Regions from separate parts of the Mus musculus genome. Here region 2 is linked to region 1. Evidence: chromatin loops called from intact Hi-C (ENCODE). Cell type or tissue: left cerebral cortex. All regions are shown on one strand. Each heading gives the region's core, and the rest is flanking DNA. Links, peaks and the distances in the headings are about the cores only. Region 1 has its middle 53 kb from the start of Gm46766. Region 2 holds the start of Cds2 (CDP-diacylglycerol synthase (phosphatidate cytidylyltransferase) 2).

Evidence for each region. Hi-C counts contacts between places; a loop is a spot of excess contacts. Peaks named below come from ENCODE experiments on the same cell type or tissue, not always from the same donor. Only the 100,000 strongest peaks of a DNase experiment are listed, where the experiment ranks them.
Region 2: a loop joins it to region 1, with 4 times the contacts of the local background. A loop is called at or near these places in 15 of 42 quality-filtered maps.

What each region holds. Positions count from the first base shown.
Region 1 is chr2:132,312,965-132,320,019 of GRCm38, reverse strand. No RefSeq gene overlaps it. Among named protein-coding and RNA genes, the nearest start is that of Gm46766, 53 kb to the right of the region's middle. In left cerebral cortex, for the core only: CTCF peaks have their summits at 3,835 (motif pointing left) and 5,792 (motif pointing right); a DNase peak (open chromatin) is centred at 3,800.
Region 2 is chr2:132,259,367-132,266,421 of GRCm38, reverse strand. It overlaps Cds2 (CDP-diacylglycerol synthase (phosphatidate cytidylyltransferase) 2), which reads right to left and starts at 3,274. Exons shown (of 13, transcript NM_138651.7): 1 at 2,925-3,274. The coding sequence starts at 2,978. It overlaps Gm46766 (a long non-coding RNA gene), which reads right to left and starts at 2,918. Exons shown (of 2, transcript XR_001783482.2): 1 at 2,682-2,918; 2 at 1-61. In left cerebral cortex, for the core only: a CTCF peak has its summit at 3,460; DNase peaks (open chromatin) are centred at 1,968, 2,467 and 3,330; H3K4me3 peaks cover 2,234 bases; H3K27ac peaks cover 1,370 bases.

The DNA.
Region 1 (7,055 bases), core at 1,085-6,084:
GTGGGTCGCGACCCCCTTAGTCCCTGTATATCAGATACTGACATTATGATTTATAACAGTAGCAAAAATGACAGTTATGAAGTACCAGTGAAGTAATTTTCTTGTTGGGGGTCACCACAGCATGAGTGTCTGAGGGTTTCTATTGCTGAGAAGAGACACCATGACCAAGGCAACTCTTTTTTTTTTTTTCATTTTTTATTAGGTATTCAGCTCATTTACATTTCCAATGCTATACCAAAAGTCCCCCATACCCACCCACCCCCACTCCCCTACCCACCCTCTCCCCCTTTTTGGCCCTGGCGTTCCCCTGTACTGGGGCATATAAAGTTTGCAAGTCCAATGGGCCTCTCTTTGCAGTGATGGCCAACTAGGCCATCTTTTGATACATATGCAGCTAGAGACAAGAGCTCCAGGGTACTGCTTAGTTCATATTGTTGTTCCACCTATAGGGTTGCAGTTCCCTTTAGTTCCTTGGGTGCTTTCTCTAGTTCCTCCATTGGGGGCCCTGTGGTCCATTCAATAGCTGACTGTGAGCATCCACTTCTGTGTTTGCTAGGCCCCGGCATAGTCTCACAAGAGACAGCTATATCTGGGTCCTTTCAGCAAAATCTTGCTAGTGTATGCAATGGTGTCAGCGTTTGGAAGCTGATCATGGGATGGATCTCTGGATATGGCAATCATTAGATGGTCCATCCTTTCGTCACACTTCCAAATTTTGTCTCTGTAACTCCTTCCATGGGTGTTTTGTTTCCTATTCTAAGAAGGGGCAAAGTGTCCACACTTTGGTCTTCGTTCTCTTGAGTTTAATGTGTTTAGCAAATTGTATCTTATATCTTGGGTATCCTAAGTTTCTGGGCTAATATCCACTTATCAGTGAGTACATATTGTGAGAGTTCCTTTGTGATTGGGTTACCTCACTCAGGATGATGCCCTCCAGGTCCATCCATTTGCCTAGGAATTTCATAAATTCATTCTTTTAAATAGCTGAGTAGTACTCCATTGTGTAAATGTACCACATTTTCTGTATCCATTCCTCTGTTGAGGGGCATCTGGGTTCTTTCCAGCTTCTGGCTATTATAAATAAGGCTGCTATGAACATACTGGAGCATGTGTCCTTCTTACCGGTTGGGGCATCTTCTGGATATATGCCCAGAAGAGGTATTGCTGGATCTTCCAGTAGTACTATGTCCAATTTTCTGAGGAACCACCAGACTGATTTCCAGAGTGGTTGTACAAGCTTGCAATCCCACCAACAATGGAGGAGTGTTCCTCTTTCTCCACATCCTCGCCAGCATCTGCTGTCACCTGAATTTTTCATCTTAGCCATTCTGACTGGTGTGAGGTGGAATCTCAGGGTTGTTTTGATTTGCATTTCCCTGATGACTAAGGATGTTGAACATTTTTTCAGGTGCTTCTCTGCCATTCGGTATTCCTCAGGTGAGAAACCTTTTTCAGTTCTGAGCCCCATTTTTAATGGGGTTATTTGATTTTATGGAGTCTACCTTCTTGAGTTCTTTATATATATTGGATATTAGTCCCCTGTCCGATTTGGGATAGGTAAAGATCCTTTCCCAATCTGTTGGTGGTCTTTTTATCTTATTGACGGTGTCTTTTGCCTTGCAGAAGCTTTGCAATTTTATGAGGTCCCATTTATCGATTCTCGATCTTACAGCACAAGCCATTGCTGTTCTATTCAGGAATTTTTCCCCTGTACCCATATCTTCGAGGCTTTTCCCTACTTTCTCCTCTATAAATTTCAGTTTCTCTGGTTTTATGTGGAGTTCCTTAATCCACTTAGATTTGACCTTAGTACAAGGAGATAGGAATGGATCAATTCGCAATCTTCTACATGATAACAGCCAGTTGTGCCAGCACCATTTGTTGAAAATGCTGTCTTTTTTCCACTGGATGGTTTTAGCTCCCTTGTCAAAGATCAAGTGACCATAGGTGTGTGGGTTCATCTCTGGGTCTTCAATTCTGTTCCATTGGTCTACTTGTCTGTCGCTATACCAGTACCATGCAGTTTTTATCACAATTGCTCTGTAGTACAGTTTTAGGTCGGGCATGGTGATTCCACCAGAGGTTCTTTTATCCTTGAGAAGAGTTTTTGCTATCCTAGGTTTTTTGTTATTCCAGATGAATCTGCCGATTGCCCTTTCTAATTCGTTGAAGAATTGAGTTGGAATTTTGATGGGGATTGCATTGAATCTGTAGATTGCTTTTGGCAAGATAGCCATTTTTACTATATTGATCCTGCCGATCCATGAGCATGGAGATCTTTCCATCTTCTGAGATCTTCTTTAATTTCTTTCTTCAGAGACATGAAGTTCTTGTCATACAGATCTTTCACTTCCTTAGTTAGACAAAAGCAAACATTTAACTGGGGCTGGCTTACAGTCTCAGAAGTTTAGTTCACTATCATCATGGTAGGAAGCATGGCAGCATGCAGGCAAACTTGGTGCTGGAGGAGCTGAGAGTTCTACATCTTCATCAGAAGGCAGTAGAAGAGACTGTCTTCCTCAGGCAGCCAGGGGAGACTCTGTTGTGCACTGGGTGTAGCTTGAACTTATTTATGAGACCTCAAAGACTGTCTATACTGTGACACACTTCCACCAGCAAGGCCACACCCACTCCAACAAGGCCACACCTTTTTTTTTTTTTTTTTTTTTTTTTTGAGACAGATTTCTCTGTATAAACCCTGGCTGTCCTGGAACTCACTCTGTAGACCAGGCTGGTCTTGAACTCAGAAATCTGCCTGCCTTTGCCTCCTAAGTGCTAGGATTAAAGTCGTGTGCCACCACTGCCTGGCTAAGGCCATACCTCTCTTTTTTTTAATTTTTATTTTATATATATATATATATATATATATATATATATATGACGAATAAACTGTAGCCATCTTTAGACACACCAGAAGAGGGCATCAGATCCCTTTACAGATGGTTGTGAGCCACCATGTAGTTGCTGGGAATTGAATTCAGGACCTCTGGAAGAACAGTCAGTGCTCTTAACCGCTGAGCCATCTCTCCAGCCCAAGGCCATACCTCTTAATAGTGCCAATCTCTTGGCCAAATATTGAAACACATGAATCTATGGATCCAAACCTCTTCAAACCACCACAATGAGGAACTGTATTACAGGGTCACAGCAGTAGGGAGGTTGAGAGCCTCTGCATTATACCATGAGGAAATATAACTAATGCAGGTAGACACTGCATTACTCATTTTACACTGAAGAAGGGGTAGCACAGACAGGGCTAGTAACCTGCCCAGTGCCACACAGCCAGTCAGCAATCCCCCAACTGAAACAGAAAGGACAAGCCATTCCACCTCTACAGGTGTGCAAGGAGATCTGTGAGGGAGGCCCAGCACTGGCTGGGAATCGGAACAAGGCCATGAGATGTTCAGGTGGCATCCTAATGCGCCCTAGGCTGCCTGAGCTAAGTCAGCTCTGGTAGTTATAGCCTGCCCTCCTCTCTGTTCCCGAGACAAAACATTCCTTCTGGGTGCAAACAGTTGCAATACAGCACCAATTTCCCTGGAATACTGAGGCCAGTTCTTTCTTTTGCATAGAAAGGCATTCACTCCTCAGACCACGCTGATCCCATGACAAACAGAAGCTTCTGGCCAGTGACTATCGGCTGCTAGCAACTGGAGCAGGGCTTTGCATATTTTCTCAGCTACCTCTGCTTCATGCAGAGGAGGCTAAGTGGTTGAGCAGTCTCATCAACGCAGAAGAAAACAGTGAGGTTGGGCCTGGATCTTACTCAACTGTGTCCTGAGCTGGAGCGCTTGAGCCTGACTCCTGGTTCACTGCTGCCCTCTCCTGGGCTTTTGGCAGCACTGCCTGACTGCAAAGAGTACTGCAGTTTTGATTTGGTTGGCTGGTTTGGAGTTTATTGTTATTACTGTTATGGTTTTTTTTAGATACTCACATCATTTCCCCTTCCCTTTTCTCACTCCAAACCCTCCCGTATACCACCTCTTGCTCTCTTTCAAATGTGTGGTCTTTTTTTTTTTTTCATTAATTGCTGTAACACTCATGCATGCATATAGGAACTGAGTTTTACTCAGGCCTCTCAAACTGCAGAGACCAGGGACAGCATTTCCATCAAATGGAAGATGGGGCAGGCAGAGGCAGAAGGGAGGCATTTCTTGTTCTCCAATCTACTACAGGGCCTCTCAAAATTGCACATATTATAAAATTGTACATGTGTATAAAAATCGTATAGGAAATGAGAATGTAGCTCAGAGATAGACGACCTGGCATGTACCCCCAGGCCATTCTCCTTTACAAATAGTCAGGATTAAAGGTGGCCACTTCTCAAGAATTCTTCTGTGTATCGAGGACTCCATACAAAACAAAACACTTCTTTTATTGCTATAAACACTCATCTATCCACTAACCAAATTCAATCGTGTAACCCGACTTCTCACCCCAGCAGGTCCCTCTGGTTCTCTCTACTTGGCTTTCTGGGTGTCTTCTTACTTTGGAGAATCAGATACCTTTTTAGGTAAGAACGTAGGCAGGCAGGCAGGCAGATGGATAATGTATGATAGGTAAGAGGGTACACAGATGATAGGTAGGTTAAGTAGGCACGTACATAGATAAATAATAATTAGATAGATAGGTCGGACAATAGATAGATAAATAGATGATAGGTAGGTGGATAGGTAGATGATAGGTAAGTAGGTAGATAAATAACTGATATGTAGTTGGGTGGATACATACATGCTTACATACATACATACATACATACATACATACTAGATGACGGACAGTGTGGTGATCTGAATGAGAACCACCCACCATGGACTCGGATGTTTGAACACTCGGTCCCCGGTTAGTACGGTTTAGGTGTGGCCCTAGTGGAGGAAGTCTGTCACTACGGTGGGCTAAAAGGTTTCAAAGCCACACACCATTACCAATTCCCTGTCTCTGCCTTGTGCTTGTGAGCCATTAGCTTCTGCTCCAGCCACCATGGCTGCCGCCTGCTGCCGCCCCTCCATCCTGGACTCTTTCTTACCCCTCTGCAACTGTAAGCCCAAATGAATTCTTCATCTACAAGTTGCTGTTCTCATGGTGTCTTATCATAACAAACAGAAAAGTGACTGATACAGATAAATCAGATGGGCAGGTAGCTAGATAGACAGACAGCTTGTGCTGAGTACAGGTGACCATTTGACAGGCAGCACACAGACATGCTGAAGTCCCTCCCTTTGTCACACTGTGAAAGGTCTGCACCTGTGGGGTGAGTGATTCCTTGACAGCCATTCATGGTTTTTTTTTCCCCCTCTTTCTACTTAAATAATTGGGCAAGATTTAATATTTAAACAAAACCTTTAGTGTCGATGACATAAAAAGACCCAACCTCAAACCCTTGACATTACTTGTAAACAAGCTAATAATAGATCTTTAAATGGAAAAATAAACACCTTCTGTGGAAGCGTCTAAGTGCTGGATATACGCCATCTGAAGACACTCTGCCTTAAGCTTAGTAGGACCAATTTGTATAGTCTGTGACTTTAAAGAAATCTGTATGATTAAAAAAAGTTTTAGAACAACACAAAATTATGAATGAACTAAAGATGGTGGCAGTGTTAGGAAGGAAAGGGAGAGGACAGCTTTCCAGAAAAAAGGCGTCCACGTCCAAATGACCTCTCCAGGAACTGTGGGGCGGCCTCTGAGAGGAGAGCCCCCAATCAAGGCTCCGATGCAGCCTGGTAATGAAGCAGAAAAAGTACAAAAGAAACATTCTTTTTCTTTTTTAAGATTTATTTATTATTATATCCAAGTATATTGTTGCTGTCCTCAGACGCACCAGAAGAGGGCATCAGATCTCATTACGGATGGTTGTGAGCCACCGTGTGGTTGCTGGGAATTGAACTCAGGACCTTTGGAAGAGCAGTCAGTGCTCTCACCTGCTGAGCCATCTCGCCAGCCTGAAACATTTCTATAGGAAACTGGATGTTTAACATTCCATGACCTTTAGAGACAGGGTGTCCCACTCAGCCAGGAACCACCTCAGACTCATCATCCTCTGCTCCTCACCCCCCCCCCCAGGTGTCTTGACTACCAGCAAGCACCACACTTAACCTTAATGCTTTTTCAGACACCATCTGCTTTCCTGTGCTTGTGCCAAGAGAACCCCTCTCTGCCCTATGCCATCCCCTCTGTTCTATGACCCCCCTCTGTCCTATGGCCCCCTCTCTGTCCTATGCCCCCTGTCCTATGGCCCCCTCTATCCTATGCCTCCCCTCCCATCTTATGCTCCTGTCCTATGGACCCCTCTCTGTCCTATGCCCCCTGTCCTATGGCCCCCTCTGTCCTATGCCTCCCCTCCCATCTTATGCTCCTCTGTCCTATGGACCCCTCTCTGTCCTATGCCCCCTGTCCTATGGCCCCCTCTGTCCTATGGCCCCCTCTCCGTCCAACGCCCCCTCTCTGTCCTATCGACCCCCTCTCGGTCTTACGCCCCTCTGTCCTATACCCCCTCTTTATCCTATGCCCGCCTCTGTCCTATGCCCCCCTCACTGTCCTATGACCCCTCTGCATCCTATGTCCCTCTGTCCTATGCCCCCCTCACTGTCCTATGACCCCTCTGCCTCCTATGTCCCTCTGTCCTATGCCCCCTCTGCATCCTATGCCCCCCTCTCTTCTTATGCTCTCTCTCTGTCCTATTCCCCCTCTCTGTCCTGTGGCTCCCCTCTTTCTCCCTGGGAGAGCACCTGGCATCCACAGAGCTCCTGCTTGGGTCCTCTGCATAGTGACCACCATGGTAAACCATGGCAGCCTTGGTGAGGGAACCCTTGAATGTACAGGAGGGCACAGCTGCCTCTTAGCAAGCATAGCCCCATGCACAGCCCCTCTAATGCACTTGCATACATGCAACTACAGACAGGATGGGAAACTCCAAAAGGATAAACATATATCTAGACAAAGGCCAGCACAGCAGTAGGGGGACTCGGGGAACAGTCTGTCTTCTGAAAAATAAAGAAGAGAAATTTGGGGCAAAGGAAGGCCAGGAGGCTAAAGGAGAGACAGGAGACGGGTGA
Region 2 (7,055 bases), core at 1,298-6,297, 54 kb after region 1:
CTTGGATTGTGACACAACAGTATTAGCAAATCAGAATTGTGGCAGTAAGTCTTCCTCCAGCCTAGTAAACAATACACAAGAATTGGGTGGTGAGCTGGGTCCACAGCTGAGAGGGCTTGCTGCTCTTGCACAGAAGCAGAGGTCAGTTCCCAGTATGCATATCAGGCAGCTCACAAGCACCCAAAAGAGGAACTCCAGCAGATCCAATGCCTTCTTCTGGCCTCCGAGGGCATGCATATACACATGCACATACACATGCAAATATAAATTACAGCAAACCTCTTTCTAAAGAATAAAGATTTTATAGCTGAGCATGGTAGCACACGCCTTTAATCCCAGCACTTGGGAGGCAGGGGCAGGTGGATTTCTGAGTTCGAGGCCAGCCTGGTCTACAAAGTGAGTTCCAGGACAGCCAGGACTACACAGAGAAACCCTGTCTCAAAAAAAAAGGGAAAAAAAAAAAAAAAAAAAGAATTCAGATTTTAAAATTTTTGCTACATATATTCATCAAAAAAAAAAAAGGCATTTCACTGTTTCCTAAGCACATTTTTTTTAATTTTTAAATAACTTTTAAAAATTTTTTCGGGCGGTGGTGGCACATGCCTTTAATCCCAGCACTTGGGAGGCAGAGGCAGGCGGATTTCTGAGTTCGAGGCCACCCTGGTCTACAAAGTGAGTTCCAGGACAGCCAGGGCTATACAGAGAAACCCTGTCTCAAAATAACAACAACAAAAAAAAAAAAGAAAGAAAGAAAGAAAGAAAGAGAGAAAGAAAGAAAGAAAGAAAATTAAATTTTTTTCATTTATTAAAAAAATACTTATTTTTTAATATTTGTATTTATGCTATTAAAAATCCTATGCACGACAATTCAGAAACAGTAAGTAATCACTACTCGGCGTGGGCCGATTGCCTACAACAATCTTTTAAGCAGAATGCGTAACTGTTATGTTTTAGGGAGCATACGCCTAGCAGACCTCACAACCAACCACAAGGTTCTTTCACTGTACACGTGGTTTAAATGCACTTGTAATTACTAAGGCTGGACAGCTCCTCAACCTAAAATATGGAAGTGAATGTTAAGAGTCAACTGACACTTTACGTTTGGGGAATGGAGCCAAAGAGCTGGGTGGGGAGAGTAAAAGCTGCCTCGCCCCTACTAATATCACAGTTGTTTTGTCTTGTCTAATTGTTACAGTAAATACCTGTGTGAAGATGTATTCCAACAGCTATCAGACTTCGACTGGTTGGTTGGTTTTGTTTGAGACTGGGTTTCTCTACGTAGCCCTGGCTGTCCCGGAACTTGCTCTGTAGACCAGGCTGGGTTTAGAGGATTCAGAGATCCACCTGCCACTGCCTCTGCTGGGACCACAGGCATGACCCAGCTAGACCTTCTTTCTTTCTTCTCCCCCTTCTCACACCTTCAAGTCACCCTTAATTAGACAAGGTGGCATTCAAACCCACCAAAGAATATTCAGAACACAGTTTTCTTCAGGGCCAATCCACTATCCTCGGGGAAGATTAGCGATTTCTAAGTATTGTCTTTGCAAGGTACTCCTCAAATCTGGACCTCAGCCCTAGACCTTCTCCAAAGGAAGAGAGTTCTCCTCTGATGACCCACTGTCTACAACTGTAACAGAGTTGTTTAAACCCTTTATCTTTCATCTGAACTATTCTTCCTAGTAAAATTACTGTTGGCATACTGACCCTAAGGCTTACGCTTGTTTCCTTCCTGATGTTCTAACCAATTCAAACACAGTAAAAAGGTACAAGCTGGCTAGGGGGCTAGTGCCTTTATACAGCACAGGATAGGCAGAGGTGGAGGAGGTCCAAACTAGCTAGCAGGGCTTCCTAGAGAGATTCTATCTAAAACAAAAGTTCTGATGTCAAACGTGGGTGCTTAGGCTTGATGCTGTTTCCTTAAACAGCATTGGGGGGTGGGGTGCCTTTAGTCCCAGCACTCAGAAGGATCTCTGGGATGGAGGCCAGCCTGATCTACAGATCAAGTTCCAGGACAGCCAGGGCTACAAAGAGAAACCCAGTCTCGAACAAGCAAACAAAGATACTAAACTCTGTCAACTATTAATCAGGGGAAACGCGGCATATCCTCCTCCTTTATTGAAGACAGGCTAGAAACAGACCTTCAACGGAACCCTTATTTCCGTATCAGCACGCAGGCCTACGTACGAGAGCTTCTGCAGGTCACAAGCTGACAATCTCTGACTTAACCAGTCTCCATCATTCTGGTCCAGGCTACCTCAGCCGGTTCTACTCATCACTCACTGATCCGAACCACAAATACGGTCCGTCATTCAATGTCCACAGTAAAACAACCACCCTCCACCTTTCTCAACTTCACACAAACCTCGCACTTTCAACCAAAGGAGCGCCCCCACATTGGCTGTGTCCCTGCCAAAATGGCCTCCTCCTTACCTTCCTCCTTTACCCCATCAATGCCCACACTTGGCGCAGTAAACAAACCCACCATTGGGAGCACACACCTGCTCACTAACCCGCCCTCTCACGGAGTGGATCAAGACTCCTCTCTGATAGAACCAACAGATTTAATGTTTTAATCAAGTTCAAAAGAAGGTTTTAATCTCCCAGGAGACAAATGCTATGGCCTGAGTCCTCCCCCATTCCCCAATCAACAGCAATACTTGTAAAGCAAGCGGTGAGCCTACATCGCGCTCTCCGGGCCCCAAGCAAGGTCTGTGGGGTGTCCAGCGTCCACATCGGGAAGGCCTAGGGAAGGCGAAGACCCTCCAGAGCTCACGCGCTACTCCCCGCGCCCGCAGACCGCTGTCCCCACAAGCAAAAGACACCCGCCGACCCTCTGCGCAACCCAGGCCTGGTACCCAGGGCCGCGATAAAGGTCAGAGGGCGAGGCTGCCGGCGCGCCCCTCCGCACTTAACGATGCCTCTACCTTGTCCTCCGGAGGTGCGTCCTCGCGGACAACCCTCTGCCGTAGTTCGGTCATGCTGGGGACCCCGGCGCGACGTCACCCCGAGTGAGCAGCACGGTGGCCGCGGGGGTCGGCTCAGTGAGCACGGGCTCTCGGCGGGCCCGAGCACCTCGCAGCCCCACCGTGCCTCGCACAGCCCCTGCAGCAGCGCCACTAGCCCCGAGCCCGGCCCCGCCCAGCACCGCTGCCGCCGCCCTTGCCCGGAGAGCGGAGCCGCTGTTTCCCCAGCGGCCGCTCGCTCCTCCTCCCGGGAAGCTGCGAGCCAGCGCGCACGCGCACTGCCGCCATCTCCGCCTGGAACCCCAGACGCCAGGAGGCGGGGCAGCCTGGCGGGGGTGGGGGCGTGAGCGGAGTTCGAGACACTCATTGGACAAAACCTAGAGGGGGCGGGAGAAAAAGAGCAGAGTGAACCAATGGGGTCCTTGCGTCCTACCGCAAGTCCCCGCGCGCGAGTGCTGGGTCCAGAAGGTAACCTGTTACCGGGGGACAACAGCGCCTCGTAGCGGCCTAGACTTGCTGCTCTCAGCTTGGGAGTCCAAACGAAGAGACCAGGTGGACCTCTGAACATCATAGCAGGAGGTGAAACCTGTTTCAGCTCACTTTGCCTTGCCAAGCCATGGTCGCTGGTAACTTAGTGAGCACTGATTCTGTCTAAGCACCGAACTCAGAAATAGTCTCGTCCCAATCACACACCTTTTTTGTTCACAGCACTCCAGAGACAAAGGCAAGTGGATCTGATCTATGTAACCTGTTCCACTGCTACTGAGACCCTGTATCAAAAAACAAACAACCACAACAAAAAACACTTAGAAATGGATATGATATCTGCAAGTAACATCATCCAAGATATTGCTTGTCTTAAGTTTTTGTCTTGTTTTGTGCTGAAGGTAGAACTCAGGACCTATGGGCTAGCGAGATGGTTCAGTGGGTAAGAACACTGACTGCTCTTCCAAAGGTCCTGAGTTCAAATCCCAGCAACCACATGGTGACTCACAACCACCCGTAATGAGATCTTACGCCCTCTTCTGGTGTATCAGAAGTCAGCTACAGTGTACTCATGTATAAAAATAAATCGTTCAAAAAAAAAAAAAAACCCTCAGGTTTGGCTCTTGTTAACCACAACTTCTGTGAGTAAGTTAACACCCACATCTAATTCTTTGAAAACCTTTGGGCTGAAAGGAATGTTTCCTATGGAGCCCCTCCCTCTATTCCTGACCTAGTTTAAGCATTTAGCCAGCAGCTACAAGGGTACGAGTAAGAATTAGAACTCAGACGTTTGTTACCACGCTGTAACCAATGTTCACATATGCTGCCTGAATTCAGTATTATGGGTGCTGTTCCAGCATTGTTCTCATGCAAAACAGGGCTCCCAGTCCTTAGCCAGATTGCAATCTCAAAGAAGTCTTCCACACCAAGGGTCAGGTTCCTTTTAGAGATTTTGACCAGAGCTGTGAGTTTTCAGAAAATAGGAAGAGTTCTGAAAAAGACTTACATTCTCAAATTCTTGTTATGATGTTTCAAATTAACAGCAAAATACTTAGACAAACTTCAGCCCTCTGGTCTTTGCATTTTATTTGCTATTTAACAGCTTTGCACAAATGCTTGGGTGCTCTTGTTCCTCTACTGGTGTTTGCTGGTTTTGTTGGGTTTGGGTTTTTGCTTTGTTCTGTTAGAAATAAATACCTTTTGAAGCCAGACTTTGGCTACTTTGTGGGCTTTTTTCTTTCTTCTACCCTTCTCCACCCTCTTCTTCCACCCTTTCAACACCCTATCACTATGTAGGAAAGGAAAAGAAAAAGGATAGAGGTGAAGGGTGGTGATAATATCATGTGACTATTTTCTGATAATTAAGGGCGTCAAGTTCCTTGGAGCAAGTTTGAGACCAGAATACATGGCTAGAGAAATGGTTCAATGGTTAGGCGCACTTATTGCTCTTGCAGAGGAAGGAGGTTTGGTTCTCAGCACCCATACAGGACGAACTGCCCATAATTCTGGTTCCAAGGGACTCAAGTCCCTCCTCTGGCCTCTAGGATCGTCTGCAATTACATGGTACACGTGTACACGTAACTCATACAGTCACATGCATACAAAAAATAAAATAAAATATTATCTTTAAAAATAATACAGGACTGGAGAGATGGCTCAGTGACTAGGAGAGCTGGCTGTTCTTCCAGAGGACCTGAGCTAAATTCTCAGCCACACATGGGAGCCCGTAACTGTCTGAGACTACAGTCCTAGGGGATTCAACCTCCTCGTCTAGCCTCTGAGGGCACCAGCTACACACATAGTGCACAGATGCACATAGAGACAAAACACCCACACACAGAAATAAACCAAGACCTGGAAATCAATCGATATAAATCAGAGTCATGAAACTCGATGAGGTGTGTACTCAGTGAGATAATGCCTTCCGACTCGGCCTGAACAAGGTTCTCACTTAGCATCATCAAACCTAACTGAGCGCAAACCAAATGCATCCCTAAAATCAGTGTGGTAGGGAGCAGGACTCCATTAACCGGACATTCTAGAAACCATGCTAATAGCACTTCAACTTTAATGCCTCGCCTTCAATAGCAGAAAGAAAAGTAAAAAATGTTCCTGTCATCCTTCATGTGCTTCCTCTGTTCCTTGGGGTTGGTTCTCATTGGTTGGTTCTCATTGGTTGGTTCTCATTGGTTGGTTGGTTGGTTGGTTCTCATTGATTGGTTGGTTGGTTTGGGTTGTTTGTTTGTTTCCTGCTCATTATATTTAGTTTTTTCTCTGGAATCTTTTCTTCCAGGACTCAGGCATTTTGTAAATTTCTTTCTTGTAAATTTTTCATTATAAAATTTCTTCTTAGATTTATTATTCTTCCAAGTATATGTGCCTGATCCCTGTAGAGGTCAAAATCAGAAGAGGTTTTTAGATTCCCCTGGAACTGGAGTTACAGATGGTTGTGAGCAATCATGGGGGTGCTGAGAATCAACCCCGAGTCCTCTGCATCAGCAACAAGTGCCCTTAACCACTGAACGATAATTGTCTCCAGCCCTCAGGTGTATTTTATTACGTTTTCCCTTCATTACACCTCCTGGTTAATTCCTTAATTTTTAAATATTGTGTTCATTAATAGAACTTGGGATTCCAGTCTCCCAGAATATCCAGGCTGATTACAAACCCAGTGTAAGAGGCAGTTACTATTATTGGGTTTAATAATGTCACTTCATAATTAAACACCTCCTGTTTTCTTCCTTCCTTCCTTCCTTCCTTCCTTCCTTTCTTTCTTTCTTTCTCTCTCTTTCTTTCTTCCTTTCCCAACAAGTTCTCTAGACTCTATAGTGAAGGCAAGCCTCAAACTCATGCAATCTTCCTGCCTCTGCCTCTGCCTCCCATATGCTGGCATTATAGGAACACATCATCTAACCTCAACCCTGATCTCGATATTCTCACACACACACACACACACACACACACACACACACACACACGATGAAGTGGCGTGAAAATTGCCAAATTCCCTAAATAGGTATACCGAACCTCTTCTTACAAGAATAATTTGTCAGTGAACAATTCCTTATCATAAGTTTATTAAAGAACTATCAGGAAGGCTAGGTATGGTCAACAGTAAAGAGTTGCTGCCTACCTAACATCACTCACAGGCCTAGGCTTGTTGGAGGCCACTGACCAGTGGTTCATCATGTTCACTCTCTCCTGCCCCTCCCTCTTGCTGCTGTCCACTAACACCTCCAGCCTCATCATCCTAAATCCTAGGTTTGTGTGGTTGTCGTTGCGTTTTGTTGTTTTGTTTGAAGGGAGGGGTGTCAGTATTTTGAGATAGAGTTCTTCTGTGTAGCCTTGGCTGTCCTGATACTCACTTTGTAGACCAGGCTGGCCTCAAACTCAGAGGTCCACCTACCTCTGCCTCCTGAGAACTGGGATTAAAGGTGTGTGCTTAAGTTCTAGGTTTATGCAGTGCTGGGGACAGGACTCATGACTTCCTGTATATGTGCAACTTGAACCACATCCACAGCCCCACATTCTAAGACTTTTGATATTTATTTCTAAATTCCCACCATAAAATTACACCAGGGATGATGGGCGTCATCCCCAACCCTG